Regions from separate parts of the Homo sapiens genome. Here region 2 is linked to region 1. A link is a loop called in an ENCODE intact Hi-C map of the cell type or tissue named here. Cell type or tissue: ascending aorta. All regions are shown on one strand. Links, peaks and the distances in the headings refer to the core of each region. The heading gives the core; the rest is flanking DNA. Region 1 holds the start of LINC02411 (long intergenic non-protein coding RNA 2411). Region 2 has its middle 47 kb from the start of LINC02411.

Evidence for each region. Peaks named below come from ENCODE experiments on the same cell type or tissue, not always from the same donor. Only the 100,000 strongest peaks of a DNase experiment are listed, where the experiment ranks them.
Region 2: it touches region 1 in a loop (7-fold over the local background); 2 of 110 quality-filtered maps call a loop at or near these places.

What each region holds. Positions count from the first base shown.
Region 1 is chr12:127,636,323-127,644,659 of GRCh38, reverse strand. LINC02411 (long intergenic non-protein coding RNA 2411) reads left to right here and starts at 8,193. Exons shown (of 4, transcript NR_120451.1): 1 at 8,193-8,258. LOC124903051 (a long non-coding RNA gene) reads right to left here. Exons shown (of 3, transcript XR_007063524.1): 3 at 5,679-7,001. RefSeq lists a silencer at 2,102-2,396. In ascending aorta, for the core only: no CTCF peak of the experiment used is centred there; DNase peaks (open chromatin) are centred at 2,234, 3,959 and 4,289; H3K4me3 peaks cover 711 bases; H3K27ac peaks cover 1,926 bases.
Region 2 is chr12:127,585,216-127,593,552 of GRCh38, reverse strand. No RefSeq gene overlaps it. Among named protein-coding and RNA genes, the nearest start is that of LINC02411, 47 kb to the left of the region's middle. In ascending aorta, for the core only: no CTCF peak of the experiment used is centred there; a DNase peak (open chromatin) is centred at 5,102; H3K27ac peaks cover 2,688 bases.

The sequences.
Region 1 (8,337 bases), core at 277-8,276:
CAGAGTCTTCTCCAAAAATATTCTCACTCACAGAAGTCCACACTTTTTCAGATTTTTGTAAGTTTGTGTCAGTGGAGAACACAGGATGAACCAAGTTAAACACAGGGAATAATGCTGGCATAAGCAGGTGTGAAACGAAAATAAATCTTGGGACCCCCAAATCACAAACTAAAAGGAAAAGTCATCCTGGGAACTGCTTAGGGCCAATCTGCCTCTCATTCTATTCAGTCATCCCTCTGTGACTCCCCTGACACAAATGCCTGTCTGATTGCTCCCTCTCCCCTATTGTTTATGTAAAAATGCAGATTCACTGAGCCAGACTAAACTGTGTATTTAGTGGAAGGCTGATCAAGCACTCGAAAGAATGCAACCTTTTGTCTCTTACCTACTTCTAACCTGGAAGCCCCCACTTCGAGTTGTCCTGCCTTAACAGACCTAACCAATGCACATCTTATCCATATTGATTGATGTCTCACGTCTCCCTAAAATGTATAAAAGCAAACTGTACCCCTGATCACGTTGGGCACATGTCTCAGGACTTCCTGAGGCTGTGTCTTTAACCCTGACAAAATAAACTTTCTAAATTGACTGAGATCTGTCTTTGATATTTGGGGTCCACACAAGTATAAACAGGAAACAAGTGTATTAATTGGAAATGTTTCCAGGTGCACGGCACAGAAGATTCAGCCAACCTTAAACCATGAGGATATGTGTGCCAGGCGCAGTGGCTCACACCTATAATCCCAGCACTTTGGGAGGCCGAGGCGGATCTCGAGGTCAGGAGATTGAGACCATCCTGGCTAACAAGGTGAAACCCTGTCTCTACTAAAAATACAAAAAAAAATTAGCCAAGCGTGGCGGTGGGTGCCAGTAGTCCCAGCTACTTGGGAGGCTGAGGCAGGAGAATGGCGTGAACCTGGGAGGTGGAGCTTGCAGTGAGCCGAGATTGTGCCACTGTAATCCAGCCTGGGTGACAGAGCAAGACTCCGTCTTGAAAAAAAACAAAACAAAACAAAACAAAACAAAACAAAAAACCATGAGGATATGTGTAATTTCCTTAAGAAGACTGAGGTAAATTCAGAACAGGTTTGTGATTAAGTCTTAAATTTGTGTCATCTTTCCAATGCTCCTTCCCAGAACAGCCTCTAAAACATGACGGGAAGACAGAGGCAAATGATGAGCTTTCTCACATTACAATTATTATCAAAGAGGTAAATATTGCTTAGAAGGCACAGAAGGTGTTACCAATGGAGGGTGTCCAGGTTCTTGGCTTCTTAAACAAAGAATTGGACACAACGTACAAACAAAGCCAGGAAAGAATGAAGCAACAAAAGCAGAGATGTATTGAAAATGAAAGTACACTCCACAGTGTGGGAGTGGGCCCAAGCATAGGGGCTCAGGGCACCGTTACAGAATTTTTGGGGGTTTAAATACCCTCTAGAAGTTTCCACTGGTTACTTGGTGTACGTCTTAAATAAATGAAGAGGGTGAAGTAAAATTACAAAGTCATTTACTCAGCCTATGGCCTATGGAGATGACATTTCCTGTCACAGCCGATGTGTAAATTGGCCTTATGTTCCCTGCCTCCAGACCCTATTTTCCTGCCACAAAGATATTTCCTAATATCTGTTTGAGTAAAACTGGGTTACTTGCCCCATCCCTGAACCAGTCATTGACAGGGGAATGGGATTACCTCCATTGGATTAGGCTAATCATGAGCCATCCCTTGGGATGGGGGGAGGGTCTACAGCTGCCTATCATGGTGGACTTCCAACCTGGTCAGCCACAACATGGGAGATTGTTACCTTAGGACATAATTCTAGATGACACAAAATCTGCCATTTAAATCACACTCAATTATATGGCGACCAAGGGATTCCCTTTCCACAAGATTTGGGTTCTTCTGGCTGTTGGGTTTTGAAGGGAAGGCGAGGGCTAAAGAAAGATAGAGAGAGAGTTGGCGGCTCTACGGCAAAGCAGATTTTTATGTCCAGCACTAGGACCAGCTTAACGTCAGAGCCCACTGATGCTTACAGGCTGGCGTCATTTATAGGTTTGGCAGGGGGATGTCTGGGCAGTACGGTTTGCTGCCCAGCAGGATATTGGTAAGATGGTCCTATGATCAGGTGGTTTGGCCCTTTCTCCTGTGAGATGTGATAGGATGTTCCTTGGACCTTTGCCCAGCGGGATATGGTAGGGACATTCCTTCAGTTGAGCCTTTGCCTGGCAAGGTATGATAAGGATGTTCCTACGCCTTGCGGTCAGGTGGTTAGTAGGATGTTTCTCACGGCCTGAGCCCCGGTGGAATGTTTCACTCTCATCAAGGTCTGTGAAACTGCGGGGGCTTACAAAATGCTGCAGTTTGGACTAACGCCAGCTACATTGAGAATTCTGTTTGATGCTTACATAACTGAAAATCCTCCTGCTACCACTGAATCTTCCTTTCTGACCACTCCCAAAGAAAAGCAGAACTCAGGCAGTAAACCTGAAGCACATAGTGGTAACTAGGTAATGATATTTCATGTTTATCTATTGTATTTACTTCCATAATTACCTTTGATTTTTGACAAGTGATAATGGTTTTCCATTCATCATGTTGGTATAGTTTCCTGTTAGAATGTCCTTTTCAAATATATTTATTTAAGTGACATAAGACTTTTAAATTAAGTAGATTAAGTAATCTACTTAAGTAGATAATAGTACAGCCATTATGGTAATTATAGGAAATTTTGTAAGAATATTTGAGGATGGGGGTGGTGGCTCACCCCTGTAATCCCTGCACTTTGGGAGGCCGAGGTGGGTGGATCACTTGAGATCAGGAGTTCAAGAACAGCCTGGCCAACATCATGAAACCCTCTCTCTACTAAAAATACAAAAATGTAGCCAGGTGTGGTGGCAAGCACCTATAATCCCAGCTACTAGGGAGGCTGAGGCAGGCAGGAGAATCGCTTGAACCCGGGAGGTGGAGGTTGCAGTGAGATCACGCCTGGGCAACAAAGCAAGACTCCGTCTCAAAAAAAAAAAAAAAAAAAAAAAAGAATATTTGACAAAAGACTGAAAATTGGAAAATGCTATTTAAAGCACAGTAGGAGAGACACGGGCTGACAGTGCAGCTAGACCCACACGGTAAACCAGAAAGCTGCCTCCAGATTAATTGATAAGGCAAATTACGTAAACATAAGCCCTGAGCCAGGTCTTGCTTTCCTCTGACAGCATCTGGCCACTCCACAATCAATCCCCAAACACCCAAATTGTTATAATTTTAATCATCAAAATATTGCATTGTTTCAAAGTTTGAGCCAACAATGGCATTTGTTATTAACTACTGCCAAAATTACTGTTATTTCTGAAAACATCCTGATTCAGTTCAGTCATTATTAATCATCTATTGATTTCTTGTTTTTATATTTGAAAGTACAATGACTGAAGAATTCATAGGCTGATATTTTTGTGTACATAACATGCACATCTACACAAACACCCACAGTCAATATTTCACACCCAGAAAAATCTTGTGCTTCACCCTGTGTATTTAACATAGCCTCAAAGGTACAAAAGTCTTGATTTTGGATAGCACATATTGTAACGATGTTTTTCAAAGGGTGCCTGCTTCACTGGTGTTGTACAATATGACTTTACGTGACACCCAGACAGTGTTAAACAACATAAAGTCACATGGGAGACATTTTATTTCATCTTCCATCTTCATTTCAATTCTCTCTCAACCCTTCACATTACACTGAAGAGAAAGTCTCATTTGGGGGATGAAATATTGTTAAGACCTCCAGCCCTCACTGGTTTTCCTTTTAATCAAAGGCAGCATGAGGATCAAGCTCAGCCCCTCTGGAAAGCATCAGAATCTAATAGCAATGGGCATTTTTTACTTTCACCAGTCAGATTGCTTAACTACGGTTAACAGTTGAATGACGTGGATGATGAATTAGCTCTCACAACTGGCGGTCTGGAGACATGCCTTTCTCAGGGATCTAAGGCTCTGTCCGTGCAATTCTTCCAGACTTCCTTAGACAGAAATTCCTGCCTGGGTGCCAAACATCAAATCTATCACCCTCCCAAGCAAGAAGAAAGTGGGGCAAGAAAAAAATGTGTTTTTTTTTTTGAAAGTTCTATCTTGTTTTTCTTATGATTTTTTTTCTTTAATTGTTTATGTTGGCTTGTCTCTTTATTCTTATTTGGCTTTCGTTGTCATTGTTCTTTGCCTGTCCCCATTCCCAAAGCACCACGTCTGACTTCCCCTTTTGCCTCATTGGCCACTATCAGGTCACATGCCTATCCTTAGCCCAATCACTGGCAATGGGGAGTGGTAACACATGTCTGACTCAGACCAATCAGGCTGTACTCCTTGGGACAGGGGATGGGATACCCAGCTACTCTCAGCACAAAATTGAGATTGTTTGGCAGGAAAACAGAAAAGTGGCTTCTGCTTGGGCAATGAATACAGTCAAACACAATTGTTTATATGTACTATTTTTCAGTTTAAATTCCATGTATGACAACAATATAAGACAGAAGAACTGTAAGCTCATCAGAAGAGACACTACATTGCACAAAGGTGGTGTGTGGTGATGCTTGGTACTGAGTGGATTTGGCTAAACTATTAGATAGGATTCCTGGATGGCTGACCCTAGCTGTGTATATTATATTTCATGGGTGATTTGTGCAGGCTTAGAGTTTGTCAGAATAACCCCAGGACCTAGGAGAGATGGTAGAGTAACACTTAATGTTGTTCTTAGTTTTGTTCCTGTCTCTGCCAGAAAGACACTCAATGAGTGCCAGATGGAGAAGCGTCTCTGTTTCCCAGGCGTAACTGGATGTGTGGGAACTGGCAATTGGCATTCAAGGTGCAGCAAAGTTAAGCTGTCCCTCAGGGTAAATCACAGCACAGCCACTCATTCTTATAGTGAGGGGATGCTGGGGCACACCTCTGCACCTCTCAATCCAGTTTTCATTTTTCTCAACTTGGACATAAGATTTCCAGCAAAAGGCTGAGGATCTGTTGTTCCAAAGGAATGAACACATTCTGGATAAGGAAGAGTATGACCAATTGCTCATTAGCCAAAACAAACTAAGGTTTCCGATTCCATAATTTTTTTTTCTTTTCAAATAAGACTGTTGAGAATTCAGAATAGAAGTGCAGCAAAATCGTATACCCTTCTAATTGACAAACATTAATTCTCCATTAGTTACAGTTTGAATTATTAAAATATTGACATCAAATATAATAACTGTCAAATATAGTACTTATGGTATTCAAATAAAATTTAAAAACATCTAACCACACTCTTTTTCCCCCAAATACCTTTTAAATCATTTGATACCCCAGCAATTTGGGAGGCCGAGGCGGGTGGACCATTTGAGGTCAGGAGTTCGAGAACAGCTTGGCCAACATGGTGAAACGCCTTCTCTACTACAAATACAAAAATTAGCTGTGTGTGGTGGTGCATGCCTGTAATCCCAGCTACTTGAGAGGCTGAGGCAGGAGAATTGCTTGAACCTGGGAGGCAGACGTTGCAGTGAGCTGAGATTGCACCACTGCACCCCAACCTGGGCAACAGTGACATTTCATCTCAAAAAAATAAAAAATAAACTAAATAAATAAATAAATCACTTGATAAGACTAAATTGTCACTATCTTATCAGCTCAGTATAAATGTGGACCTGTTTATTTATCCCTTGCAAGGGCTGGTAGTACTTCTGTACTTCTATCATTTGATACTATTAATTTTGAAATATTTTATTCGCTTACCAGATATTTTCTTAATTTATACCTTGTCCTTGTCCAAATTATCATAAATTTCAAATGAAGGGCATTTGAGTTAATAAGATTTATGAACCGCAAAGTGGTTTTAGAGATCAAAGGAAAGTTTAATCAGGTCTAGGTATATGTAGAAAGCTCTTTCTTTGCCTCTTCTCAGTTGTTTTCCCTTTTTTTTTTTTTCTGATACAACTCACAGACTTGAGAGGATTTCCAAACTCCTTTGTCAAAGACGTGTAACTAAATCCTGGTCAAAGATACCTGTGAGGACATCTCAACGGGCACATCTGTAAGGGGATTCTTCCGTAATTAGTGAGATGCACATGTAGAAACCTGACTTTGTCCTTCTTTTGACCATGGTTGTGTGAATACAGTTGTATGGTTGTCTGATGCTAGGAGCTCTGGTAGCCATTTTAGGGCATGAGGTGGCAATATAAGGACCAAGCCAGTAGTCAGAAGAAACTGGAACAGGGGGATGGAAAAAGCCTGGGTGTTGGAAGACACTGGAGAGTTTCTGAACCAAACACATGGATGTGTGGCTTTAGGTATCTTGTTGTAGGAAAAAATATAACTTAGTCTTGGAAATCCTCTACTTGAGTATTTTTTAGTTGGCAATAACACAAGGTCACACTGGAAGAGGGTTTCCAATGAAACTGATTTTCTAAAGCTGAAGTTCCAGAACCTGAAATACATAGACAGAATATATTCTGGGTTCCCATGTAGGATTCCCAGAGGCCCTACAAGTTTTTAAAAAAATTAATAAAATATAGAATATTTCTTATTGTTTTGGCATGAAATTGACCTTAGCATAACTACTAGTTCTTTGCCACTGCAAATATTGACGCTTTTCCATGCATGTGTGAGTATAGATTTCTTCCATGGCACAAACTCAGCAAAGTGCACAGACCTCTCCCTTCCTTCTATTCAGCATTTTGAGCTCTGGGCTAGACATGTGAGACAGAGAGTTTCAATAAAGAAAGACTGATAAATGCAGTCAAAACCATTGGGATCTGGAATTGATTTATGGAGGTGGGGAAATCTGGCTTATTTCTTTCTGTTTCCAGTGAAAATCACAACTTTCTAATGCCACAGTATTTTGGAATATCTCATAAGAAAAACATAAAATTACCTTTTTTTTGGTAAGTGGCCTTAAAAAAATCTCCAAACTATATTAGCAAACTGAGCATATGAAAATTATTTTCCAGTTCAGATATATCAATTCTTCCCCCTAAAAGAAAAACAAAAACCAAATCAAGCTGAAACTGAGCTTCCTCCGTATTTTCCATGATTTTATTGGGCTTGTAAAAAGTAGAGGTTTTATTAAACTGTAAGACCATGGCAGATGGAGAAAGTATAATTTAGGGAGAGTAAATGAGCTGGGTTTTATATGCCTCCAGTATTTAAGGCATTGAAAAATATCTAAATAATTGGAAAATGATGCATTGTAGACACCAGGCTATTTCTCAGCTGAACGGCTAATAATCACTCCTTCCAGACTTCGAGATGTGTGTGTTTCCTCTAATGATGAGGAGTTAAAAATAACACTCCTGATTCTTCCTCCTGATGGGCAGGTCCCTTGCCACCAGGCATTCCACAAGAGGGAGGGTTGCAGGGATCTCCAAAAGAGCCCCACAATAAAACAAATGTGCATGTTCATCACATTATTCAAATGAAACATTAATTATTTCAGAACTTGCTCCAAATGTTCCCAAGCCTGGCTCATGATAATGAGCTCCTGGGCTTTTGTCTTACAGCTCACTGTTAATGTCATGCTAAATGGACTGCAACTGGACATGCTGCTTGGATGAATATTTATGTGCTGGAATGTTGTTTGATCTGGGGTTTCAGGGCCTGATGACATAGCTCATTTCCCTTCTCCCCTCCCCAGCTCGGCAGCTCCTTTCTCATCCATTTTTGTGGGGTAAAATACATGGTGCTGGCATAAGCTTCTGGTGCTACAACGAACACCAAGGGGTTTCTTAGCTCAAGGGGCTGATGTTAGGGTTTCCTCTACTTTACACATATGGAACGACTCTAATACTTAAGCCAGCCACTGCACTTTGTGGATGACACAAGAAAAGGGACTGAATGGTCTCTGGCACTACATTTTGTAGCTGTAGCAGCAGCCTCATTCTCATGACCCAAGGGCAGTGGTGGACTTCCATGTGGGATTATTGGAATGAACCATGGAATAGGAGGAAGGCTTGGATCCTAATCATAGCTCTTCCCTCAATTCACTGAGGGTTTATGGGCCAGTTCTAATGGCCAGGGTTCTTATCTGCAAAATGAAACACTAATATTCTGACCTAGCTGCCTCCAAGTTTCTTGAAAGGGTAAAATAATAGGACTGTGGGAAGTTATTTCCCAAGATAAGTAGCACCTGCAACTTTAAGTCAACATCTACCCCCAATCAATTGTGAGGTCAGACCAGGAAGACAGAGGCCAAACCCAGCATCACACTTTGACCTGCCCGGGAACACAGTGGGTAAGAGAAGAAAACATGGAGAATTATTTTACAGCTGTGATGTTGTCAATTGTACAATATCTACTCCAATTTCCTCCCA
Region 2 (8,337 bases), core at 257-8,256, 51 kb after region 1:
TCAGCTGATCTGTCCACCTCAACCTCCCAAAGTGCCTCCACGCACGGCCTCAGGTGGTTTTTAAATAGCCAAGACTTTTTCAATTGTGAGACTTCCTGATTTCTCATTGTCTTCCTAATCAGAGCCCTCTGTTCCCTCTCAGCTCCTGTTTGCCTTTTGGGATCCTTCTCCATCATTTCACCAATCACCAAAATCAAGTTTACTGTCACCTGCTGCTGAGCTGATGTAGCACACTGTCCCATTCTTACCTGTGCGTTTCATAAACTACTCTGTAAACCTTTCAAAAGCTTAACAGTGAGTTATTCATCTTTATAGCATCAACACTCAGCACAGTGAATGGCACAAAGTGTGTGATTGACAGGTGAATGAATGACAAACCCTTTTTCCCTTTCTCCTTAGCTGGAAACCCTGCTCAAAATGACACAGGAGTTAAAAAGCAATTACTTAGGCAGATAAGGTATGGAAGTCCCTAGTAAGGTTTCCCTTTTAATGAAAAGCAGCCCCAAATAATTTTCTTTTCTAACAAAGAGCAGCCTGTAAAATCAATCTGCAGACACAGACAAGCAAGCTGGAAAGTTGCACGGGTGAGTACCTGCAGCTGTGCCAACAGGAAGAGGCCACCTGGGGCCAGGCATGTCCAACATGGAGGCTCCATCTTCCCTTTGCCTTATCAGCCAGTTGCACAGTAAGGAGCAGACAACACAGCTCTGGCCCGGTTAAAAAATGCATTTGCATAATAAAAGATTAGGGTGGGGAGGCCAGCTTCTTCACATGCTATGTAAACGTCACACCTGGTCCAACCAATCTTTGGGCCCTGTATAAATCAGACACTGCCTCCTCAAGCCTGTCTATAAAACCCTGTGCACTAGAGCAGGCTGGAAGTCCCACTCGGGCATCCCCCTCTCTCTCAGGGGAGAGAGCTATTCTCCTTTCTTCTTCTTTTGCCTATTAAACCTCCTCTCCTAAACCCACTTCTTGTGTGTCCATGCACTCCATTTCCTTGGCATGAGACTAACAAACCTCAAGTATTTACCCCAGACAACAGTGCCGCTTCAAAAAGACCAAGATGTGAGGCAATTGGACGCACCTAGCATGTACCTCCCAACACAAACAGCTCCAGCCTGCCTTGCAGTAGACTTTTGACCCAAGACGGCTCTTTCTCGGGAGTTTCGGTTCTGACCTTAGTGGAGAAGATTATTTTTCTCCCTGTTTATAGAATTGCATAGATATGAGCTTGAAGCTACTTATGGCAACCTTCCAGAGAAGTTTGTCTGGAGAAGTAATAACTTACATATAGAAACAAGAAAAAAAAAAAGAAAGTGTGAGTCTCAGTTTCAGCTCTGGTTCCTGTCATCCAGAAGACTACTGACTTCTATCTATTAGCTTATGAGATCCAATCTATTCCTTTTCTTCCCACCTTTTTCCTGGAGGAAGAGTTCAATGGTGCTCATCTGGGACAATTTTGCCCCCAGGGGACATTTAGCAATGTCTGGAGACAGTTTTGCTCCTCACAACTTAGAGGAGTGTTGGCCACTGATGGTGGGTAGAGGCCAGGAACGCCGCTAAGCATCCTAAAATGCACAAGGCAGCCCCTACACACACATAACAAAAAATGATCAGCCCTCAAATGTCAGCGTTGGAAAAATCTGAATTCGTTCACTCATCCCTTATAGCAAGAATGCTAGCCAATTCATTTATATCTCAGACGTCTGAAGGCTACGCCCTGAGGCTGAAGGCTGCACACTCTACTTTGTGAGGGAAATCCATCAGGTTACATCTGCAAGTCAACTTCACAAAACATTCATTCTACAGAGGGGAAGTTTCCATGCTAAAAGAACTGATTTCTGTTTGCACACTATCTTCACTGGAATGGATGCGAAAAACACTTTCTTCCTTCTTGGTTTGGCTCCCTTTTTGTCAATGTTACAGACATACCTTTGAAGTTAAATTAAGTGTCAACAAAGCTGATTAGCCCTGTTTTTGTTTTTGTCATTGTTGTTTTTGAAACAATTCTATCAATGTTTCAAGGTTTATGCAGGCTGTAGCTGTGGGCTTATTAATTTAACTTGGAAGAATTCTGTCTTCCTGGAGAATAAAGGTCTATTTTTCTGCAATTTGCTGCCTCTGCGCTGTTTAAGAAACCTTGGTCCCTGAAGTCTTATTGATTGGTGCAGGTCACTGATTTTTTTAATGAACTCCTGTTCAATACAGAATATGAGTGGCCATCTATTGATTCAAGTTCAATTTCAAGGGATCCCGTCTTTGCAGAGAAAGGCCCTTCTAAATGTTTCCTGTTTTCCTTTTTTTAGTTTGGCTTTTTTTTTTTTTTTTTTTGCTTTTGCTTCATTCTGTGCTGTTTGCGGTACACCTCACCTTCAGTACAACAGTGAAATGAGATGCTGCTCCACATGAATGCCATTGATTGGCCATCTGGTTCCCTGCAGAAGTGTTTGCTTTTCAGTTGCTTCCCCAGAGGGTCAAAAGCTCATTCTAGACATTGATTGACCTTAGCATCCTCCACCCAGCCCATCAGCACTCACCGTGAAACTGCTATGCAGTCGCGATTCACAGGACCCTCCCATAAATACACCACCTAATTAAAAAACATCCTTGAACATCATCAGCTGGTTCCTCAATTTATAGAATACATTATGGATGGTTGCTCATGGCCAACTAACACACATTCTGGAGAAGGGTGAATCAGGCTCATTTTCCTTGTTTAATCCCCGAAGGATCGTGGGCATGTAAATTCTCAAGCCTTAGTCTCTAGCTGTGAAATGGAGATATCATTCATATTCTAGAAATATGTCTTTCAAACCTGTCTTGAAATAATCAACATAAAGGGCTCCTGGAGGGGCCAGACACCTGAAATCCAGCCAAGTGAGTTCTCCATCCCCTTCTCTCCTGGTTTCTGTAAGGAAAGGATAATGAGAAGGAACTTGAGGAAACTGGCAACTCTTCTCATATTAATCCTAAAACAGACCAGAGGACCCTTCCATAGAACAGACTACTTATTTTGAAAAGACTAAGAAACCAAGTCTTGGAAATATGAAGCCACTTGCCAAGGTAACCAAGTGTGGTGGAAACAGGATTTGAATTCATCCTGTGTGGCTCCAGACTCTGCATTCTGCTGCGTGGATGTCAACACAGGTGTTTACCCAAACGCAACCACAATTCTAAAGGCTGTTTAAAATGTGTCATCAGAAATATGAAATAAAAAGGAATGGAGCATTTTATTTCCATTGTGAAATGAACATGTGTGTGTGCAGGACTAGAGGAGAAATAGTCTTGGGGAAAGCTGTAATAGATAAGGTGATCGGGTGGAATTTGGATGTTTACAAAATCTATTTAAGTATAAAATGGAGTAGGGAGTAAATGACAAAGCCTCCAGGACTCTAGGTGAGCTAGCAGTGAAAAGAAGGAATCAGGGCCCTCCTGGAACTTGGAAAGGGTGCAAATGTGTCTGCCTGGCTCTCAGGCTAAACTCCAGCCACCTGCTAGAAAGCTGCCCAACGAAATCTCAGGAATCTGTATACCTGACAGCCACACTTAGCAAGGGGCAGGGTCACTGCCCTGTTCAATGTCAATTGGGCAGCCAGCCGGGTGGCAGCGGGGGCAAACTTCAATCAGAAAAACTAGTTTTCTGCACACATCTTTAAAAGCACCTTACTCTCTGCTTTGTAGAAGCAAGCACTATGCCTTACAGTCTTTTATGGAAAGATCAGCTTTCTGAGACAGAACCAAGTGGGGGAAACCAAACTCCATAAAGCAGGTGCCCTCAAAGGTCAGCCAGGCTTAATCTGCCACCACTAAGGATGCTGAGAGGTGTTAGCCGAGTGAATGCAAGACAGTGTTGCCACTGAACTTCAGAATGTCTGAATGTCACTTTGTGTTAGAGCAAAGATCACAAGGGAGAACTTGACAGCCTTAATAGCTGTGACTAATAACAGCCTATAAGGTTTAGTAAAAAGAGCCTAATAAGGGCTGACCACAGCTGAGCTATGGCCCTTTTGAGTGGTCAAAGGAAAGGGCTCTCCTTTCTGTTCTCAGCACACCTGGAAAATGCTCCCTTGCTTAATTCTTTAGCCCTGCAGAGACACAAGTGAATTATTTCCAGGAACAGCAAAAATCATTATAATAAAATGATATTTTATATTTGTTTCACGATTTGCATTTTACAAATTCCCAGTTGTTCAAAATTCCTTACTCAGTACCGTGTCCCATTTGGCTTAAAGACGCACTTGGAAACATTACTATTTGCTATTTAACTGAGTGACGAATGATGGTATTGTGTCAGGTTCACATGATGACAGGGCTTGGGAGATGACCTGCATTTATCTTTTTGTTAAGAGGAAGAAACTGAGATGCTCAGAGTTGAATTGATCTGCTGATGTTCACAGCGTCAGTAGCCAAGAGAGGATCCTTGGTCCTCTATATCAAAGGCAAAACAGAGTGGTGGGTATAAACATAAAGGGCAGGATAATAGATACATAGGTTCAAATTCCAGACCCACAACTTATCACCCGTGAAGTCTTAGCCCAGTTACCTAAGCTAACTGTCACTCAATTTCCATGTCCGTAAAATGGGGGATAGTAAAATTACCTCCCTTGGAATGATTGAGCCTTCAATGAACTAGGCCACGTGAGTTTCTTGAGCAGTAACTGGTACATAGAAACCATTGCACAAACATTAGCTGTTATCATTACTTCAGTGCTATTTCTTCTATGCTATACTCATGTTTCAAGAGATCAGTCATGATGGAGAAGAAATTCATTATTTTTTGTCTGCCTAATAATAATTTCTGTTTCTTGAAGTAAAAGCACTCTGCTTTTCTTTTGGATAACCTCCACTTTCCAACGGCCAGTGCCTGCTATTTGAGTATAGGGCTGGATCCAGAAGTGGTCAAGTTATACAAGCAGAACTGACCAGCATATCCCATTCGCCTGACCAAAGCCATTATTTTGGACATGAGCATGTGGACCGAATTGCCCCAGTCAAAGCCAAATTTCAGGGCTTATTCCGAAACTCTTAGGAAAGAGAAGTTCCCTGAAAGCTTGGCTTGCTGAGCCTGGACTGCTTGACCCCCATTGAGAAAGGCATTTCCTGAAAGTAATTCGAATCAAGACAAAAGCGAAGCCAAATGTTGGAGTCAGAACCCTGCATGCCTTGCTTGTGAACCAAGATCCAGCTGGACCTAAGTCTGGGTCATGTTTAGTCTGACGTGAGTCAATATTCCATCACTTCCCTTAATTTCGCTTGAGCTGCTTTTCTGGCCCATGAAACTGAAGAGATCCCAGCTAATGCTCACAGTAACTTTTACAGGAGCCCAATATAAAGAATAGGAAGCTGATTAATTCTGCATAGGACAGGTGTTTAAATTGTGAACTAAACATCAAAACAGAAATAAAGGCTGTCTTTTGTCTTACGGATCACAAAATAAATATGTCTATAAAAGAAGACAATCAGGGCAATTTTTAAATAGGGTCTGAGGTCTGAGACACATTGGCAGCCCTAAGCGCTCTAAGACATCGCTCTTCTGTGAGACGTGCTCTGGCTGGTTGGAGATTTGGTGTGTGAGGCAGGGCCGAGGAAGGAGAAAAGCCCCTGGCAATGTTATCGAGTGAAAGGGGAAGCAGGGAAGCTTGCAGCTGCAAGGGGCCATGTTGCAGGACTTCAACTAAGAATGTGAGTTCTGGACTGGGCGAGCCAAAACAGAAATGAAGAAGAAAGAACTCTCTAATTATTATTGACATCAGAATCTACATAGTAGAGCAAAAGGTTAAGAACAAAGCTTTATCTATAGCGAAGTCAACAGGAAATAGATGCCACACATCCAATTAGAAAGAAAAAATAAATGTTTAAATTATAGGTGTAAAAAAAGACAAAATTAGGCAATAACATCCACACCGATTGACAATTTATACTTAAATGCTTGACTCCTGGTAACAAAGGGAAGGAAATTCATGCCCAGTAATTCATAGGAAATTTTGCCGACAACTGCCAAGGAGACGTCACCTTGAACATCTCTGGGTTTTCTAAACTTGTTGGTAAAATCGAGTTAGCACGGCTCTGCTGCTGTCTTCTGATAAGAAAGATACACGTGCAAAGGGAGTTAGAGTCCTATTTCTTAATTTCATATACTTTTCTTATGTCACCAGAAGAATATTGAGTCCTTAGCACTAGTTTTAGTTGTACCCACATCTGTGACTAAGAATCTACCTTCCACACTTTCTTCAACTGACCCTGATAGGAAGGTGAACCTATCAGTCAACAGGCAGAATTTACTTGCAAACTTTTCTTAGTGGGCTGGGGTAGTGTTTTATTATTTAATTTGATAAATAGGCAACATTTAAAAATCAAAACAATGGAGAAGCACTCCTGGAAGGGCAGACTTCCAAAAATTCTACCCTCCATCAACTCAATGAGAGTACTGCCAACAATCGTCAAAATCAATTTATTTTCAGAACTCTGGAAACTAACTAAAGGCTTGTGACAATCTCAGGAGTGTTCATTTAAGAAAAATCTACTGAATCTCAGTAAGAACAGTGAGCTTTGTGAATGTCTTAGCTTGCGCCATTTCCATGCTTCCACTCCCAGGCTCTGTGGCAGCTTTGAAAATCTGTCAGCTCCATGGAAAATTTCTATTCTAAAGGTTTTTCTTCAACTGACTTGTTCAGAACTTTCCCAGTCAATAGCCCTTTTTGCATCAAGAGTTGTCAAAAGTAATCTGCAACAACTGTATAACACTGTAACTGCCTAAAGCTATGGTTGTGGCTAACAAGAAGCTGACATAAAACAGAGAAGGAAAACCTTGGGAATGACTGGGAATGACATCCCCACAGGGGCTTTGGAAGGGTCCTACATATTCCTAAGAAAATAAAAGGCCACATGCATATGTAGGACTGTGCACATCCCAGGAATGACCTGAGAATGTGCCAGTCTCTCACCTCTCGCTGACTGTGAGGCTCTGCACAAGCAGGAAGTGAAGGCTAAGGCAGAGAGCTGCAAGCGGTCTGTCAAATTTCAAAGCAAACCTCATCAAGCACACAGAGCACCTGGGTAAAGGCTAGGAGACACATTGTCTCAAAGCCTTTAAAGGGGTATAAATCATTCTACCATAAGGACAGATGCATATGTATGTTAATTGCAGCACTATTCACAATAGCAAAGACATAGAATCAACCTAAATGCCCATCAACAGTAGACTGGATACACAAAATGTGGACACATACACCATGGAATACTATGCAGCCGTAAATCAAGTCCTTTGCAAGAACATGGATGGAGCAGGAGGCCATTATCCTAAGTGAACTAACACAGGAACAGGAAACCAAATACCACATGTTCTCACTTATAAGTGAGAGTTAAGACATCAGACATTGAGTACATATGGACACAAGGAAGAAAGCAAAAGACACTGGGGCTGACTTGAGGGTGGAGGTTGGGAGGTGGGTGAGGATAAAAAAACCACCTGTTGAGTACTATGCTTATTACCTGTGTGATGAAATTATATACCAAATCCCTGTGATATCTAGTTTACCTGTGTAACAAACCTGTACAAATACCTTTGAACCTAAAATAAAAAAGTTTTTAATTGGAAAAAATATAAAATTGCCATAGGCCGAGGTGGGCGGATCACGAGGTCAGGAGATGGAGACCATCCTGGCTAGCACAGTGAAACCCCATCTCGCAAGCTCCACCTCCCAGGTTCATGCCATTCTCCTGCCTCAGCCTCCTGAGTAGCTAGGACTACAGGCGCCCGCTACCACGCCCAGCTAATTTTTTGTATTTTTTTTTTTTTTTAGTAGAGACGGGGTTTCACCGTGTTAGCCAGGATGGCCTTGATCTCCTGACCTCATGATCCGCCCTCCTCAGCCTCCCAAAGTGTTGGGATTACAGGCATGAGCCACTGCGCCCGGCCTCTTTTCTTTTCTTTTTCTTTTTTTTTTTTCTTTTCTTTTTTTTTTTTGACAAAGTCTTGCTCTGTTGCCCAGGCTGGAGTGCAGTGGTGGAAACTCAGCTCACTGCAACCTCCGCATCGCAAGTTCAAGCAATTCTCCTCCCTCAGCCTGCCAAGTAGCTGGGATTACAGGTGTGTACCACCATGCCCAGCTAATTTTTGTATTTTTAGTAAAGATGAGGTTTCGCCATGTTGGCCAGGCTGGTCTTGTACTCCTGGCCTCAGGTGATCTACCCACCTTGGCCTCCCAAAGTGCTGAGATTACAGGCATGAGCCACCATGCCCTGTCTCTGCCCATTTCTTACCTGACTTCTAATCTAATCAAGAAGAGGCTCCAGGAGACACAAAAAACAGAAGACACAGACTTTTAAAAATTT